Linked DNA regions of Homo sapiens: region 2 is linked to region 1. Evidence: chromatin loops called from intact Hi-C (ENCODE). Cell type or tissue: CD4-positive, alpha-beta T cell. All regions are shown on one strand. Each heading gives the region's core, and the rest is flanking DNA. Links, peaks and the distances in the headings are about the cores only. Region 1 has its middle 7.2 kb from the start of SRRM1. Region 2 holds the start of LOC124903879 (a long non-coding RNA gene).

Region 1 (9,085 bases), core at 813-8,812:
ATCATAGCTCACTGCTCACTGCAGCTTCTAACTCCTGGGCTTAAGTGGTCCTCCAGCCTCCAGAGCAGCTGGGAATATAGGCACATGCCACCACACTCAGCTAATCTTTTATTTTTTGTAGAGCCAGAGTTTCGCCCTGTTGTCCAGGCTGGTCTCAAACTCCTGGATTCAAGTGAGCCACCCACCTTGGCCTCCCAAAGTGCTGGGATTACAGATATGAGCCACTGAGCCCAGCCAAGGCCACAGTATCTTAATCTCTAGGTGAGTGTCTACGATGGTCCATTAGTTACCTTGTACATATAGAAGCTCCTCACTCTCTTTCCAGCTGCTGCCTGAGACTTAGCAGAATGGAAGAATAACAGGCATTCCTGTTGTGGAAGCCAGTGTTATGGAGCTATGAAAGCTTAGCCTTCTGGCCGGGCGCGGTGGCTCACGCCTGTAATCCCAGCACTTTGGGAGGCCGAGGCGGGTGGATCATGAGGTCAGGAGATCGAGACCATCCTGGCTAACAAGGTGAAACCCCGTCTCTACTAAAAATACAAAAAAAATTAGCCGGGCGCGGTGGCGGGCGCCTGTAGTCCCAGCTACTCGGGAGGCTGAGGCAGGAGAATGGCGTGAACCCGGGAAGCGGAGCTTGCAGTGAGCCGAGATTGCGCCACTGCAGTCCGCAGTCCCGCCTGGGCGACAGAGCGAGACTCCGTCTCAAAAAAAAAAAAAAAAAAAAAAAAAAAAGAAAGCTTAGCCTTCTTCTTTTCTGTAGTTGGGAGCTTCCTTTCTGTGAATAGTTTCCATAGGGGTGGTGTTGTTCACATCCTTGCTATATGCATATTGGCTATATGCATATTAGTGAATATGTTGATTCTAGATATGATTGCTGCACATCCTGGTTCTACCACCCCCCCTTATCTGGTTGTAGGTTTGACATATAAGCAAATAGCCGCAATTTGTCCACTTGATAAGGGGTGATGACCCTCCCTGCAATGTAAGCAACCCTCATGGGCTGGAACTTGGACTTCAATAATTCATGGACTCATAGACTTCATCTTCATACCTATCCAGCCTAAGGGTCTTTATCTATTGCCCATGGGTAACTGGACTACAATTCTCCAGGGTCAAAAGAGAAGTCTTGTTTATCATATATGCTGAATGGTCTCTAGCCAGCCCTACATTTACAAGACAATGTGTTAAGGACCCTGCCTAGCTAGGGAATTTGGGTGTGGGAGGTAAAGAGAAAAAAGAAAGGCCACTTAGAGCAACAAGAGCTATTGATTATTTTTAAATGAAGTCAAGGATGATTTTTAATCACTGACCACTATGACCCCTGCTGTCCAAGTGTTGCTGGGCCTGAAGGTGAAGAAAATTGGCACAGGCCTCACTGGCTTTCCCTTCCTCTCACCTTGTGGATTTGGGAACCAGCTGGGAGGCAGTCACTGGCCAGATGAAGAAAGGCTTGTTTGCTCATTCACCAGAAAGATAAGATCTGTCTATATTCCCTCCTCCAGCCATTTGCTTTAACACCTACATGAATGTCAAGCAACTGGTAATGTGGTCTTAACCCTAAGCAGATGGACCAAACCCTGAAAGTAAGTTCTGTTGTATGTTGCCTGTGTGATTTTACACAACTCACTTTTTCTCACGCCTTACTGTACTCATCTGTAAAACAGGAATAATACCGATGTATTAGCTTGCTAGGGCTGCCATAACAAAGTATCACACACTGGGTGGCTTAAGCAACAGAAGTGTATTTTATCACTGTTCTGGAGGCTGGAAGTCCAAGATCAAGTGTCAGCAGGGTTGTTTTCTTCTGAAGCATCTCTCCTTGGCTTATAGGTGGCCGTCTGCTCCTTATGTCTTAATTTGGTCTTCCCTCTGTGTGTGCGTCTGTATCTTAATTTCCTCTTCTTCTTTATTTATTTATTTATTTTTGAGATAGGTCTTGCTCTGTCACCCAGGCTGGAGTGCAGTGGCACGATCTTGGCTCACTGCAACCTCCGCCTCCTAGGTTCAACAATTCTCCTGCCGCAGCCTCCCAAGTAGCGGGGACGACAGGCACCTGCCACTACGCCCAGCTGATTTTTGTGTTTTTAGTAGAGATGGGGTTTCACCATGTTGGCCAGGCTGGTCTCGAACCCCTGACCTCAAGTGATCCGCTCACCTCGGCCTCCCAAAGTGCTGGGATTACAGGCATGAGTCACTGTGCCCAGCCAATTTCCCCTTCTTATAAGGACTCCAATTATATTGGATAAGGACCCACCTAATGGTCTCATTCTAACTTAATTACCTTTTTAAGGACGCTATCTCCAAATACAGTCACATTCCAAGGTACTGGAGGTTAGGACCTCAATATGAATTTGGAGATGGTGAAGGGACAGGGCAGGGGTTGAGAGGGGGAGACAATTCGGCCAGGGGTTGGGAGGGGGAGACAATTCAGCCTGTAACAATCTGCTAGATATTATTGTGAAGACTGAATTAGCTAAAGTGTTTAAAGCATTAACACAAAGCCTGACATAATATGACCCCCCCAAAATGGTAATTATTATTATGAAATCCCATATAAAAGAAAAGTACTGCCATCTAAATACAGAGAGAACATAGACAGGTACAGGGAATTCCAACCATGGTTCTTCATTTCCCATCTGATGGGTGCTGCTCTTATTCTTCCAGCTCTTGTTTTAAAAATATGCAAACATGGGCTGGGCGCGGTTGCTCACACCTGTAATCCCAGCACTTTGGGAGGCCGAGATGGGCAGATCACGAGGTCGAGAGATGAGACTATCCTGGCCAACATGGTGAAACCCCGTCTCTACTAAAAATAACAAAAATTAGCCAGCCGTGGTGGTGTGCCTGTAGTCCCAGCTACTTGGGAGGCTGAGGCAGGAGAATTGCTTGAACCTGGGAGGCAGAGGTTGCAGTGAGCCGAGATCGTGCCACTGCACTCCAGCCTGGCGACAGAGCAAGACTCCACCTAAAATATATATATATGCAAACATGGCCGGGCACAGTGGCTCACGTCTGTAATCTCGGCAGTTTGGGAGGCTGAGGCGGGCGGATCACTTAAGGTCAAAAGTTCGAGATCAGCCTAGCAAACATGGTAAAACTCCATCTCTACTAAAAATACAAAAATTAGCCAAGTGTGTTGGCACATGCCTGTAATCCCAACTACTTAGGAGGCTGAAGTCAGAGAATTGCTTGAACCCGGGAGCCGGAGGTTGCAGTGAGCCGAGATCATGCCACTGCACTCCAGCCTGGGCAACAGAGTGAGACTCCATCTAAAAAAAAAAAAGAAAAGAAAAAAAATGCAGCCAGGCACGGTGGCTTACGTCTGTAATCCCAGCACTTTGGGAGGCCAAGACGGGAATATCACTTGAGGTCAGGAGTTCAAGACCAGCCTGGCCAACATGGTGAAACCCCATCTCTAATAAAAATACAAAAATTAGCCTGGCATAATGCCGCATGCCTGTAATCCCAGCTTTGCTCGGGAGGCTGTGGCAGGAGAATTGCTTGAACCCGGGAGGCGGAGGTTGCAGTGAGCTGATATCGCACCACTGCACTCCAGCCTGTGTGACAGAGCGAGACTCTGTCTCCAAAAAAAAAAAAAAAAAGCAAACATAATACTTGAATATAACATCTGTGGAGGTCTTTCCATGGGATGACAAGCAAAGATGTTACGTTTTTCTCTGATGCCTGTTGCTGTTATTCTTCTGGTAATATTATGAACTCTCCAAGGACTAACTTACACTTCCTTTGTGCCCCTTACTATCTAAGAACACCATGCTAAGCATATAGGAAGGGCTCAGTAAAAAACAACCAATCAAACTACATGCTCTTGTGATAGTTGAGTTAGTCTTGGAACAAGTCCTGCCCGATTAGAGGCACATTATACTGAGAGAGTAGAACGCCATCTAGTGACTCTTGTTATCAGACTAGAAAACTGTGAGATTCAGGAAATCTCAGATTGCTACTTCCATGTCTCATCTATTTGATATCTGTATATGCAAACCCAACTAGAAATCTTATAGTTTGGCAGCTTTATATATTAATGATAAATTCAACTAAGCTTTTATTTCTCTTGCCAAGAGACTTCTGGCCTTCATATAGTTAACCTCAGTGAATCTGATTATTTATAGAATGGAGAAGCAACAAATAAAAGTGTCATGCAATTATTGACCATGGAATAAATATACAGAAGACCAAGAGAAATTCAGAAATCATAAAGCATCGATATTGCACTCCAGCCTGGGCAACAAGAATGAAACATCATCTCAAAAAAACAAAAGTTTACTCTTTTATCTCAAAAGTTTATTGTACGATGTAAATCTTCAGCTTTGGCAAAATACTATTTTAAACACTCAACCATTCTGTATTTTGGCCAAGATGCATTTTTGTTGCACGTCTACTTAGAACATATTATTTGCCAAATTCTGGTTTGGGTACTGAGAAAAAAGAGATGAGAGAGACAAAGTCCTTGTCTCCAAACAGTTCCTCTTACATAGGGAAGAGAGTAGAGATATGTGTGTGTGTGTGTGTGTGTGTGTGTGTGTGTGTGTGTGTGTGTGTGTGTATGATTAGAATATAGTGGAAAATATGCTATGAGACCATATGTGAAAAATTGAATCCTGTTTTGGAAGGTCTAGACCCAGGGTTTTTGGGAGGCTCAGCAACTCCCTAAAAGATAATCAGATGATAAATACTGAGCCCTACTAAGCAGAAATGCTTCCTGGAAGAGGTCATATCTAAACTAAATCCTAAAGGAAGAATCAGAGCTGGCCAGTTAAAGGGTTAAAGGGTAGAAAGGCAAAGTGGGGAGGGCAAAGGAAGGGCTGGGAAGGAACAGTGGTTTCAGACCAAGGGAACAGAATATGTGCAAAGATCTGAGGGGAGAAAGAGAGAAAGAATACATCCATTCTAGATCTGGAAGTATACAAGCTGCTACACTGAAATAGTTTCAACTTACACACTTACTGTGGTAGCCAGCCTCCAAGATGACCCCCGATGACCCTCCCCCTGCTACAGAAGGACATAATATTGATGTCCTTCTGTAGTCCCTTCCAACACTTAATGGGGGTAACCTGTGTAACCAATAGGATATTATGAAAACTATTGTGCATGACTTCTGAGGTTATGGTACAAAAGACATTGTGGCTTCTGTCTTGCTCTCTTTTGGATCATTTGCTGCCATGTCATGGAAACCAAAGATGCCCTATCATTGTGGGATGGAACTGAGGCCTCTAGCCAATAGCTATATAAGTGAGTCTTCTTGGAAATATATTTTCCAGCCCCAGTTGACTGTAACCTTGACTATATACTCTTGAGAAACCCTGAGCCAGTATCACCCAACTTAGCCTCCCCAGATTCCTGATGCATAGCAACAATGAGAGATAACAAATGTTTATTGTTCTAAGTTGCTAAATGTGGGGAGTAATTTGTTATGCGGCAATAGATAATATACTCACTAATGTGCTCAAAAATATCTCCTGGAGCAAATGCATCTGTTTCTATTCTTCAGTCATTTTCATCTGAGCTATTGGTTGGATTCCACAGCTTCCTTGGTAAATTTAAGCTTATACATTTTTTACACATTTTTGAAGTACTTTAGGAAGACTGTTAATCCTGTTGTATCCAGGAAACACAAAAGCAGAAGTGGAAGGAAGAGGCAAACGATGGAAACAAAAGTGAAGATGATAACAAAAATAAGAAAAGTATAAAACCTGCCCCAGCCTATGGAATAAATGTTCGGTAGGAGGGATTCTGAAGAACACAGGGAACAAGCAACAGGTGAAACTCCTAAACCATCAACATCAATCACCAAGCAATGAGGAAAAGCTGTTGATGAAATGGAAAAATCTGAGTCTGTGCCTTGACGATCGGCACCAAGGTTGGATGCCTATTAGCTTTCTGAGGCTCAGAGTTTGAGGATTCAAAGAGCAGACCCAGCAAAAGAGCCATGGTAGGTTCACTAGGAGTGGCTTCTCGGCATTAAGACCTATTTTGGTTGTTTGTTTTTTTGTTTTTGTTTTTTGAGACAGGGTCTCAATCTGTCGCCCAGACTGGAGTACAGTGTCGCGATCTTGGCTCACCGTAACCTCCCACTTCCAGGCTCTAGAGATTCTCCCGCCTCAGCCTCCCAAGTAGCTGGGATTACAGGCGTGTGCCACCACTGCCCGACTAATTTTTGTATTTTTTAGTACAGACGGGGTTTCACCATGTTGGCCAGGCTGGTCTTGAACTCCTGACCTCAAATGATCCACCCGCCCCAGCCTCCCAAAGTGCTGGGATTACAGGCGTGAGCCACCGTGCCCAGCCAACACCTATTTTGATCTGCCCAGCATCAAAGTGAGCAACAGGTGGTGTCTGCAAAAACTTTCACTGCCAAGTAGTTATCCACTGCATCTGCAGGGATCATCAGGTAGGCAGCTCATCGGCCTCAGCAGATTTTCCGGTATAGACTCTTACTGATAGAATCAGTGGTTGCAACATTTTAACCAACAGACACTCATTGATAGAAATACTTTTGGAAATTGAGTCTTAGACTCTTTTTTAAAAATAGAGGTGGGGCAGTGGGGTTGGGGGTATCTCACTATGTTGTCCAGGCTGGTCTCAAACCCTTGGCCTGGAGCAATCCTCCCGCCTTGGCCTCCCAAAGTCCTGGGATTACAGGCATGAACCATGATGCCCAGCCTTAGACTCTCATTCATATACTCATTTCGACAAATGTTTATTGAGCTCCAAGGATGGGCAAATCCACACCCACATAGAGCTTTTTTATTTAAAAAAAAAAAAGGAAGAAGATAGTAAACATATAAACAAAATAGATAATAATCCCAGGAAATGTTAAGTGTTATTTAAAAAAAAATAAGGGGCTGGGCACGGTGGCTCATGCCTGTAATCCCAGCACTTTTTGAGAGCCTGAGGCGGGTAGATCACGAGGTCAGGAGATCAAGACCAACCTGGCTAACACGGTGATACCCTGTCTCTACTAAAAATACAAAAAATTAGCCAGGCGTGGTGGTGCATGCCTGTAGTCCCAGCTATTCAAGAGGCTGAGGTAGGAGAATCACTTGAACCTGGGAGGCGGAGGTTGCAGTGAGCCGAGATCGGGCCACTGCACTCCAGCCTGGGAGATGGCAAGACTCTGTCTCAAAAAAAATAAATAAATAAATAAATAAAAAATAGGACTGGGCATAGTGGTGCGTGCTTGTAATCCCAGCATTTTGGGAGGATGAGGCAGGTAGATTGCTTGAGCTCAGGATTTTGAGACCAGCCTGGGCAACACGGTGAAGCTTCATCTCGAAAAGAAAAAAATACAAAAATTAACTAGGCGTGGTGGTGTGAGCCTGTAGTCCCAGCTATTCAGAAGGCTAAGGTGGCAGCATCACTTGAGCCCAGAAAGTGGAGGCTGCAGTGAGCCAAGATCACACCAATGAGCCAAGATCACACCAATGCACTCCAGCCTGGGTGACGCAGTGAGATCCTGTCTCCAAAAAAAAAAAAAAAAGAAAGAAAGAAAAGAAAAATAGGCCAGGCATGGTGGCTCACGACTATAACCCCAGCACTTTCGGAGGCTGAGGTGGAAGGCTCACTTGAGCCCAGGAGTTTATGACCAGCCTGGGCAATACAATAAAGCCCCCGTCTCTAAAAAATAATTTAAAAATTAGCTGGGTGTGGTGGCACACACCTGTAGTCCCAGCTACTCAGGGTGCTGAAGCAGGAAGATTGCTTGAGCTGGGGAAATTAAGGAGGCTGCAATGAGCTGTGATTGCATCACTGCACTCCAGCTTGGGTTACAGAGTGACCCTCTCTCCAAAAGAAAAGAAAGAAAAAGGTAAGACAGAGTGAGGGGATTGAGGGTGTCCTTTTTGGAAGGTTGTTCAGAAAAGGCTTGATGAAGAGGTGCCATTTGAATCATCTCTTAGTCATTTTAGGCTTACCAATATATAGACAAATAAATTGCCATTCGAAATCTAAATCTGTTCATAATCAGACAAGCATCTGTAGTTTATTGTGGCTGCAACTTAGAAGTAACGGATGAGGAGAGGGAGGCATAAGCTATTAAGAGAGGTGAAAAGGCAAGAGTTGGTTGTAGAGTGTGAGGAAGAGAGAAGAATCATGATAGAAAGAAAGGTGGGCTCATTCATTGAGAATGGGAAACCAGAAGGTTGAAGGCAAGTGGATGAAGATGAATTCAGTTTAGGGTATGTTGAGTGTGAGGTGCCTATGGGACATCCAAGTGAATAGGTGAGCAGGAAGTTGAAAATATAGGTCTGGAGCAGGCCTGTGCCTGAGATACACAGGTTTGAAATATGAAAGGTAATCAAAACCGAGAGGTCAGAGAGGGCACCTTTGTTGAGGGAAAAAGTAGTCAATGACAGAACTACCAGAAAAAACAACATTTATAGGATTGACAGCAAACAGACAGAGACAGTGAAGGAAGCCCAAAACAGAATGACTAATCAGAACCATAGAGAATAGTCAGGGAGATGTGGGGTGTTGTGATTTCATAGTTCCCATCTGGTCAAGTGGCTTGTTCTGTGGAGGCCTGTCACTTCCCTGTCTTTGGCCGTCTGACAAAGCCTTCATTCACTGAACAAATGTTTATTGAACCCATGCCATGTGTCACTTTTCTAGTGACACATGAATGAACAAAACAGTAAGCCCTGACTTTAGGGCACTTACATTCTAGTGTGGGGAACAGACAATAAACAAACATTAAAAACAGGTTAAACGGCCGGGCGCAGTGGCTCACACCTGTAATCCCAGCACTTTGGGAGGCCAAGGCAGGTATCCCTTGAGCTCATGAGTTCGAGACCAGCCTGGGCAACATGGCAAAACCCCATCTCTACAAAAAATACAAAAATTAGCTGGGAATGGTAGTGCGGGCCTGTAGTCCCAGCTACTCCAGAGGTTGAGGTGGGAGGATGGCTTAAAGCCAGGAGGCGGAGGCTGCAGTGAGCCAAGATCACGTGACTGCACTCCAGCCTGGGTGACAGAGCCAGGCCTTGCCTCAAAAAAAAAAAAAAAAAAAAAAAACAGGTTAAATGCATATTAGGTGATAAAAGCTATGAAAAAAAAAAAAAGAGTAACGGGC
Region 2 (9,085 bases), core at 382-8,381, 490 kb before region 1:
ATGAGGCAGGAGAAGCAGGGAGTCTAGGGTCCCTAGACTCCCGGCGGAGGTTGCAGTGAGCCAAGATCGTGCCACTGCACTCCAGCCTGGGCGACAGAATGAGTGAGACTCCATCTCAAAAACAAACAGGCCAGGCTCGGTGGCTCATGCCTGTAATCCTAGAACTTTGGGAGGCCGAGGTGGGCGCATTGCCTGAGGTCAGGAGTTCGAGACCAGCCTGGGCCACATGGCAAAACCCCGTCTCTACTAAAAAAACAAAAAAACAAAACAAAACAAAAAAGGCTGGGCATGGTGGCGAATGCCTATAATCTCAGTTACTCGGGAGGCTGAGGCAGGAGAATTGCTTGAATCTGGGAGGCGGAGGTTGCAGTGAGCCGAGACTGAGCCACTGCACTCTGGCCTGGGTGACAGAGCAAGACTCTGCCTCCAAACAAACAAACAAACAAAAGAATGAACAGGAGAGATTCGAGTTGGAGTGGAGGTGAAACATGAGCACCGTCTTCAAATATTTGAGGGGCTATTGCATGGAGAAGGCTCTAGACCTTTTTTGTATAACTACCTCTAAAAGGAAAACTAGGGTGGTCAGGGGGAGACATATTAGAGAGGCCATTTTTTCAATTTAAGGAAATCACTCTCGCTATGATGGTGTGGCTGCCTTGAGAGGTAGAAAGGTCTTGGCTGCTGGAGGTGTTCACAACGAAGCTGCCTTCAGTGGCAGAGGTTCCCCAGATAACCTCGTTCTCTGGGCTCCAAAGTTGGATGGTGCTCGTCAAGCATTCTGATTGCAAAGAGCCCGCTGGTATTCCTCTGTACCCTCCACATGGCTGAATGTAGAGCAGGTATCCAACATCGACTTACAGCGTTGACCTTCAGAGCAGCAGTTTCGCCTTGCTGATTCTCAGACCTCCAGGAAAAGCACTTGTTTTCTGACAAATTTCTCCAGTGCACCCATGCACTGTCTTGCCTCTGAGAATCCCTTTCCACCTCCACTTTCCTGTCTCACTCCGATTCATTCTTCAGGCCTCTGCTTAAATTCACTTCCACCAGGAAGCTTCCCCTGTGTGAGCTGCTCCCTTGGTTGGGTTGGGAACACCAGCTCTGTGTTCCCATCTCCTAGTATGCATTGCATGGTGCTTTCCCATTCCCCATGGCACTGACTACAGGGACAAGGCCTGGAGCTCGCTCTCCTGGGTATCTCAGTGTCTAGTAGGAGCTGGCACAGAGCAGGTACTTCGTAAGATTTGCTGAATGAATGAGTGTGCCGGAGAAAGCTGGCCAGGGCTTTAAGACTGTAGGGAACATCCCCAAGCTATAGAAAAAGCACATTTTACAATGAACTACTCGGGAATGTGATCTGCTCCTGTCCCTTCTCTCAACACCCAGGAATAACAGAAGCACAACATCAAAAGGCAGTGGGCTGTTTCCCGGAAGTCTTCAGGGAGTGTGGAGTGCTGTCTCCGTGGTTGATGACTCTGCAGGGGCAGGTCCTAGAGGGGTTCCTGCTCATTCCTGGAGAGCAGGAGCAAGGAACGAAGCCTGAGAGCCCATCTGACTCCAAGGCCTGGGCTGTGTCAATCAGGGACATTGAGTACATGGCCCAGGTCCGGAGTCTGGGTCTGGTCACAACCTTGCACCTGACTTCAGGTGACTATGAATAGTTCTTGTCCCCTCTTGAGGTCTCAGTTTCTCTGTCTGTAAAGGAGTCTTGGTCTAGAAGTCTCCTAAGGGCCTCTGCAGCTTGCATGGCCTCTGCTTCCATGTCACTTTGGGGTTGGAAACCTCCCCTGACATCCCAGAATTCCCTTCATGACCAATGTCATTCACACAAACATAAAGTCATTGTAGAATTTCCTGACTCTACTTATAATTTCAGCTCTCTCTTGGGAGTTTGAAGTTCCAGAAGCTTATTACATGCCTATAAGGCATGTATAAGGCCATGCTTCTTCATAAAAACATTAAGAAGATCATGCATTTCCAGCCAGGATGGGGGAGCACTTTCATAGGCCCCCACAGGAGCCAAGGGAAGTGAATGGAACATGGGCTTTGAGTAGACAGACCCGGTCTGAATTCTAGCTCTGCCACTTCCCTGCTGTGTGAGGGTCCCTTAGCCTCTCGTCCTCAGCTTCCTCATCTAGAAATGGAAATAAGTCTCTACTCCTCAGTGTTGCTGGGTTGCTGTCTCTGGACCGTTTCTGAGAAGGAGGTCTCACGCAGCAAGCATCCTCTGTTACAAAATGAGGAACCCAAGGACCAATGAGTTCCCTTAAAAACCTTTGCAGGCCGGGCGCAGTGGCTCACGCCTGTAATCCCAGCACTTTGGGAGGCAGAGGCGGGCGAATCACGAGGTCAAGAGATGAAGACCATCCTGGCCAACATGGTGAAACCGCTTCTCTACTAAAAATACACTGGGCGTGGTGGTGCACACCTGTAGTCCCAGCTACTCAGGCAGGAGGATAGCTTGAACCCGGGAGACAGAGGTTGCAGTGAGCCAAGATTGCATGCCACTGCACTTCAGCCTGGGGACAGAGGGAGACTGTGCCTTAAAAAAAAAAAAAAAGAAAGAAAGAAAAGAAAAAAGAAAAAAAAACCTAGACTGCTGGTGTGCAGGTGTGGGGATGGAGGGAGGTGGGCATGAGGGCAATGATAACATTCCCTTAGAAGTTTGAGTCTGGGTGTGGTGGCTCACGCCTGTAATCCCAGCACTTTGGGAGGCCAAGGTGGGCGGATCACCTGAGGTCAGGAGTTCAAGACCAGTCTGGCCAACATGGCAAAAACTCATCTGTACTAAAAATACAAAAATTAGCCGGGCGTGGTGGCAGTCACCTGTAATCCCAGCTACTTGGGCAGCTGAGGCAGGACAATCATTTGAACAGGGAGGCGGAGGTTGCAGAGAGCCAAGATTGTACCACTGTACTCCAGCCTGGATGACAGAGCAATACTCCGTCTCGGGAAAAAAAAAAGAAGTTTGAGTTGGCCATCATTTCTGAGGCCCGATTCCAGGGCTGGAGAAAGTAACGGCATTGCATCCTGCAGGTTAGGCGTCCAGGCTGGGTTAGAGTTACTTAGAAGCAGGGGCTTTCATGAAAGGGCCTGGAGCTCAGAGATGGGAGTGTGGGGGCTCCAGGCTCCTACTGGACTCTGGCTTCCCAGATGGTCCACTAAGCACCTGGAGAAACAGACTCAGAGTGGGGTGGGATATGTCCCACCCTGGAGGCACCGCCCTCCTAGAGAGGGGCCTCTCGCCATATGCTGATGGTTTTGTCCACCAGGACAGGGCACTCCTCGTGACCTTATCCTCTTCATCCACTTAAATAAGCAGTTGGGGGAAATAAAAAGACTCAGCTTATATAAAGCCATCACACCTCCATGTCATGTATCGTCACACGCCAAGGGTGGGGCTCCCAGGGCTGGAACCGGTCCTGGTGTCAACCAGTATCTCTTGAGGAACTGACTCATGGAGCTGACTCACGCATTTAGATATAACTTCTAGTCTGTTTTCTAGAAAAAACACCCCCAACCCTCATTACTTCAGCCCCACTTTATGCACACAGGAATGAGCTCAGGGAAGATGCGCAGGCAGCCATTGATCAAAACCTAAATCACATGGGAAACAATCAATTACAGAATAATAAGTCCCAGACCAAGTGTTAAGGTCCTGTTCTGTCTCCCGCGTACTCCCTCCAACATCACTATGCTCGCTGAGCAGCACCAGTGCCCCCTCAGAGCAGATGCTGGGCGAGGGAGGACGGGCACCGACGGGCAACGGGAATTTGGGATCAGGATGGTATCATCGCATGCGAGAGCTCCTGCAACCTTATATGTAAGTCAGTCACAGCCGTCCACTTACTGACTCCAATTCATACGCCAATTCACTCACTTATTCTTTCATTCACTTACTCAATCCCAAGCTTCCACTCTGTGCCAGGTGCTGGTGCCAAGAGGAAAAGCAACCCCTTTCCTAAAGGAAGTTTTCAGGGCGTCCATTACCCCAGCCCTCCCCTCTCCAGGTTCCCTGAGCTCGGTTCGGGTAAGACCGCGCCCAGCCGCCCTGACATACCACCACCGTCCAGGAGGTGGCAGCAGACAGGTTCGGAGAAGCTCAAGGGCGGCGACCCAGCAGTAGGAGGAGGAGGAGGGCGGGCGGGTCACCTGGAGAGGACGTCCTTCCCTGTTTCCTGGAAAGGACCAGATACCCGAAGCTGGCCACAAGCGGGCATGGTGGCGGGTGTCTGTAATCCCATCTACTCGGGAGGCTGAGGCAGGAGAAGCGTTTGAACCCGGGAGGTGGATTCACTGTCTCCTTGTCTTTGTGAATTAGCAAGGACATTTGGTTACAAGTAATAGAAGGCCCTGGCTTAAATGCTGGGGTGGGGGAGGAAACATAATTTCTCACTCCTTCATAGTAGAGACAGATCGCCCTGTAACAAAAGACAGATTACCAAGAGAAAAGCAAGCAAGTCTGTAATACGTGCAGCACACATCACGAGGGAGAAACCTCAAAAGAAAGGTGATGGTGCAGTGGCTTATGACTCTGGCTTAGAGAGCATCTTCAACAAAGAACAATAAATTTTATCCTGACAAAACGCTGTCAGGAATAACGCTCAAAATCCTAAGGAAATTGAACACTCGAACAAAGGATTCTTAGCAAAGTAATTTTACTTCTGCGCAGACGGGTGCCTCCTTGGCCAGTCGCCATGAGAGCACACCTGAACAAAGGGCAAGAGAGCCTTTAATTCTGACGCAAATCCTGCCCCTGTACTCTTTCCCCATTGGCCGGGGTCCGGTCGTACAATCTAAACGAATCCCGGTTGGCTAAACATTTGAATTTTTTTACATAAGGTGGGCACGTAAAAGAAATTGGAGAGGGCGGGGAAGGGGTGTCTGTCATGAGCTAGAAAGTTAGTCTTCTTTCCAAATAAGGAAAGGAATGTGAGCTGGTACTGATAACCCCTGGTACTGTGGTGTGCCTGGGCATCTAACAAAGGCAAAAAGGAGAAAAAGGGGTACTATGAATTAAAGAATAAAAGATGGATCAGATTATTTGAAGAGAAACCTCATCATATCCCACAACGGGAACAGGAAAAAAAAAACACACAATACATTTTAGAGAAGTGGCAAGACAAAGGAAAGCAGGTTTAGGCTCCCAAAGGAGGGACCTCTGAGAAGGTAAGTGCATGGGAGTAAACTGATGGCATAAGGTTTGTAAAAGTTGTCTCCAGTAAAGAATTTATAACCTGCCTTTCGGCGGAAAGAGGGGAGCTCTTCCTCTGTTTGCTGCTTTTTAACTACCTTAGCTAAAAAATATTCAAAATTATCGTGTCAAAGAGGCATATTTGGGGGTAACACATTCTGGTTTCTTTCATGGACTTGTATGTAGGTTGCAAGGGGCCGGGCATGATGCCTCATGTCTGTAATCCCAGCACTTTGGGAGGGGAGTGACCAGGTTGGCCAACATGGCGAAAACCTGTCTCTACTAAAAATACAAAAACTAGCTGGGCACAGTGGCTCACTCCTGTAATCCTAGCACTTTCAAAGGCCGAGGCAGGTGGATCACTTGAGGCCGGGAGTTCGAGACCAGCCTGGGCAACATGACGAAACCCTGTCTCTACTGAAAAAAAAAACAACAAAAAACCAACATGGCAAAACTCCGTCTCTACTAAAAATACAAAAATTAGCTGGGCATGGTGGCGAGCATCTGTAATTCCAGCTACTCAGGAGGCTGCGGCAGGAGAATTGCTTGAACCCGGGAGGAGGAGGTTGCAGTGAGCAAAGATCACGCCATTGCACTACAGCCTGGAGACACAGCGAGACTCCATCTCAAAAAAAACAAAACAAAACAAAACAACAACAAAAAACAAACAAAACAAAACAAAAAACCAAACCAAAATTAGCAGAATGTGATGGTGCACAGCTGTAATCCCAGCTTCTTGGGTGGCTGAGGCACAAGAATCACTTGAACCTGGGGGGTGGAGGTTGCAGTGAGCTGAGATGCTGAGATCACGCCACTGCACTCTAGCCTGGGTGACAGAGAGAGACTCTGTCTATCTAGAAAAAAATATTTTTAAAAGTGGGATGAAGTCGAGGCTGGGGTGCAGCTGCACCTGGGGGAAGGGACCAGAAGCAGGGGTTGCCGTTTCTTGTCTCGGCAGCCCACGTGGCAGTGGCTGCTTTCTTGTCTTGTCTGCAGACTGTTCCTCAGACTGGGAAATGTGGCCATGGCAGATTGGAAGGTACCTGCTCCAGGCCCAGCCAGCCAGGGAGACTACTGAATTCCAGGGAGAGGGACTTGTCAGATCAGCTAGGCTTGGGTCTAGCGCCTGCCCTGGCACCAATAAGAGGTGACAACTGCGGGCACAGTGCTAAGACAGTCACCAGGTGGCCTTGAGAGAGTTGTTGGAAACTGGGAGACCCTTGCTAATGGAGAGCTGCTGGAATGAGTTTGGCAATGCAAAGCTAGGCGCACAGGTGCTGTTCCATATCCTTCCATGGACCATAGTTGCAGCTGGGTGAGCTGTCAGCTCCAGCCTCACTACAACAAGGGATATTGGCTGGGGACCCTGCCCTCAGCCCCATGGCACTCCCCTTTCTTGTGCACTCAGCTTGGTGGATTCCAACTGCAAGTACCTGCAACTCTGCCTCAGGGAACGGCCTCCACACTGGACTGATGGGAGGGAGTAGCTAGACTCCCTGGCTCCTGCCCCTGGCAGTGGGACCAAATCTGAATTGCATCCTACATTGACTTCCAGAGCTCTCCAGGGGCACTGAGGTCCAGCTGCCCACAGCAGGGACCTGTTGATGACACACTTTGCCTGGCTGCCCTCCTCCCCTACCCTCCTCCCCATCTTGCCTCCACACTCCCCTCCTCCCCTACCCTCCGCCCCATCTTGCCTCCACACTCCCCTCCTGGCGTTACCTGGATCACTGCACTGCTTTCTACCTTTCTACCTTTTCTCTGGGTTTGCTTCTGGGGACCCGACTCAAGACCCTTGTAGTCTTTTTTTTTTTTTTTTCTGAGACTGAGTCTGGCTCTGTTGCCCAGGGTGGAGTGCAGTGGTGTGATCTTGGCTCACTGCAAGCTCCACCTCCCGGGTTCATGCCATTCTCCTGCTTCAGCCTCCCAAGTAGCTGGGACTACAGTCGCCCGCCACCACCCTCGGCTAATTTTTTGTATTTTTAGTAGAGACAGGGTTTCACCATGTTAGCCAGGACGGTCTCGATCTCCTGACCTCGTGATCTGCCCGCCTCGGCCTCCCAAAGTGCTGGGATTACAGGTATCAGCCACCCTGCCTGGCTGACCCTTGTAGCCTTAACAGCTAGGTTTCCCAGAGGAGAGGTGAGGAGCCTTTGAAAAATAAGAGCATAGGCCAGAAACGGTCACTCACACCTATAATCCCAACCAACACTTTGGGAGGCCGAGGCGGGAAGGATTGCTTGAGCCCAGGAGTTTGAGACCAGCCTGGGCAACATAGGAGATTCCATCTCTACAAAAACAAAAAAATTAACCAGGCCTGGTGGGGCATGCGTGCATGACAGAGTGAGATCCTGTCTCAAAAAAAAAAAGATAAGAGCATACGCTTTTCCATTCAATTGTACCTTTTTTCTTTAAAAATAGAGCTCTTTATTTAAACAGTTTAGGGTAATACCAACAAGCAGTAGGATATCGTTTAAATATGACATAAACATAGAAAAAATAGAAATAAATACAAATACATAAGAACAACATATACCGTTAGTAGTCTAAAGGGATACATGTTGCTTTCACCTAAGGCACTAACACTTTTCACGGGATATGCTTCCAGCGCAGGCCCAGCCCACACCGCGCAGTTCCCACCTGCTGTGCACGTGAAAGGGCTTTGTAAACAGTTAAGTGCTGACCACACAAGGCAAATTATTATACTGATTATCATGCCCTTTCCAAATGCTTCTCCTGGCTTTTTGTGAATGACTTAATGACGATAAAGGAGATGGAGTTTAGAGTTACTGGAAAACTTAAGCTATGTCAGAAATTAAACTCTGGAAAAAATTCTTTAAAAAAATAGTAAGGTTTGGCTGGGCGCGGTGGCTCACGCCTGTAATCCCAGCACTTTGGGAGGCCGAGGCGGGCGGATCACCTGAGGTCAGGAGTTCGAGACCAGCCTGGCCAACATGGTGAAACCCCGTCTCTACTAAAAATACAAAAAAATTAGCCAGGTGTGGTGGCGGGTGCCTGTAATCCCAGCTACTTGGGAGGCTGAGGCAGGAGAATCACTTGAACCCGGGAGGTGGAGGTTGCAGTGAGCCGAGATTGTACCACTGCACTCCAGCCTAGGCAAAAAGAACAAAACTCCGACTCAAAAAAACAAAACAAAACAAAAATGGTAAGGTTTAAGAATAGAAACGGAGTGGTTATTTCATACAAGTCTAAGATGATGCTGATGATAGCTTTTACTTTTTTGAAGTTACCTCCACGAAGCAGCTCGGCTGGTGCCAGAGAGAACATCGGTACAGGTCTGGGAATTTCCCTGGGAGCTGGCCCCAAGCCACAGCCCTCCCCAGCTCCGTAGTTTGTTTGTTCTTCCTCTCCTGGGCTCAATCATCTGGACAAGCCTCACTGCAGGGAAAACCCCTGGGGAGACACAGGTGTGTGTCGTATGTGTGTATGCATGTGTGTGTGTGTGCCCCAGCAGCGGTGAAGGCCTCCTGACCCTTAGAAATCCTGGCTGTGACCTTCATATTTTACTGACATGGACAAGGGGTCAGAGGTTGGCCCGGCTGTGCAGAGATCGAAGCTCTTACCCTTGGGGATGTGCACAAGTCATCAGAGCAGCACTGCTGGGCGACCTTGGACAAGTGCCTTTGCCACCCTTGACCTCAGCTCCTTTGCAACAAAAGGAGTGGTTTGCTAACTTTTTCTTGAGTAGTGGATCCCTCTAAACAAAACCTCACGTGGAAAGCCACAGTGTGTGAATCAGGGCACAGTGAGGCTGCTCTGGTGAAAGTGGGAGGCTCCTATAGCCCCATGGCGCCCCCTGCAACTGCAGCCCAAGGCCTCTGGGGGACATGGTTTGAGAATCCCTGGATGAGATGCCCTAAGAAGCTTTTCCAG

What was found. A loop is a pair of places that touch in the nucleus more often than their neighbours do. Peaks named below come from ENCODE experiments on the same cell type or tissue, not always from the same donor. Only the 100,000 strongest peaks of a DNase experiment are listed, where the experiment ranks them.
Region 2: a loop joins it to region 1, with 14 times the contacts of the local background. A loop is called at or near these places in 5 of 110 quality-filtered maps.

The regions. Positions count from the first base shown.
Region 1 is chr1:24,631,517-24,640,601 of GRCh38, forward strand. No RefSeq gene overlaps it. Among named protein-coding and RNA genes, the nearest start is that of SRRM1, 7.2 kb to the right of the region's middle. In CD4-positive, alpha-beta T cell, for the core only: a CTCF peak has its summit at 3,910 (motif pointing left); a DNase peak (open chromatin) is centred at 3,885.
Region 2 is chr1:24,146,574-24,155,658 of GRCh38, forward strand. It overlaps IFNLR1 (interferon lambda receptor 1), which reads right to left. Exons shown (of 7, transcript NM_170743.4): 7 at 7,595-9,085. LOC124903879 (a long non-coding RNA gene) reads left to right here and starts at 4,861. Exons shown (of 3, transcript XR_007065544.1): 1 at 4,861-5,166; 2 at 8,439-8,619. RefSeq lists enhancers at 6,324-6,921, 6,922-7,519, 7,520-8,117. In CD4-positive, alpha-beta T cell, for the core only: CTCF peaks have their summits at 4,062 (motif pointing right) and 4,261; DNase peaks (open chromatin) are centred at 3,428 and 4,088; H3K4me3 peaks cover 393 bases; H3K27me3 peaks cover 1,148 bases.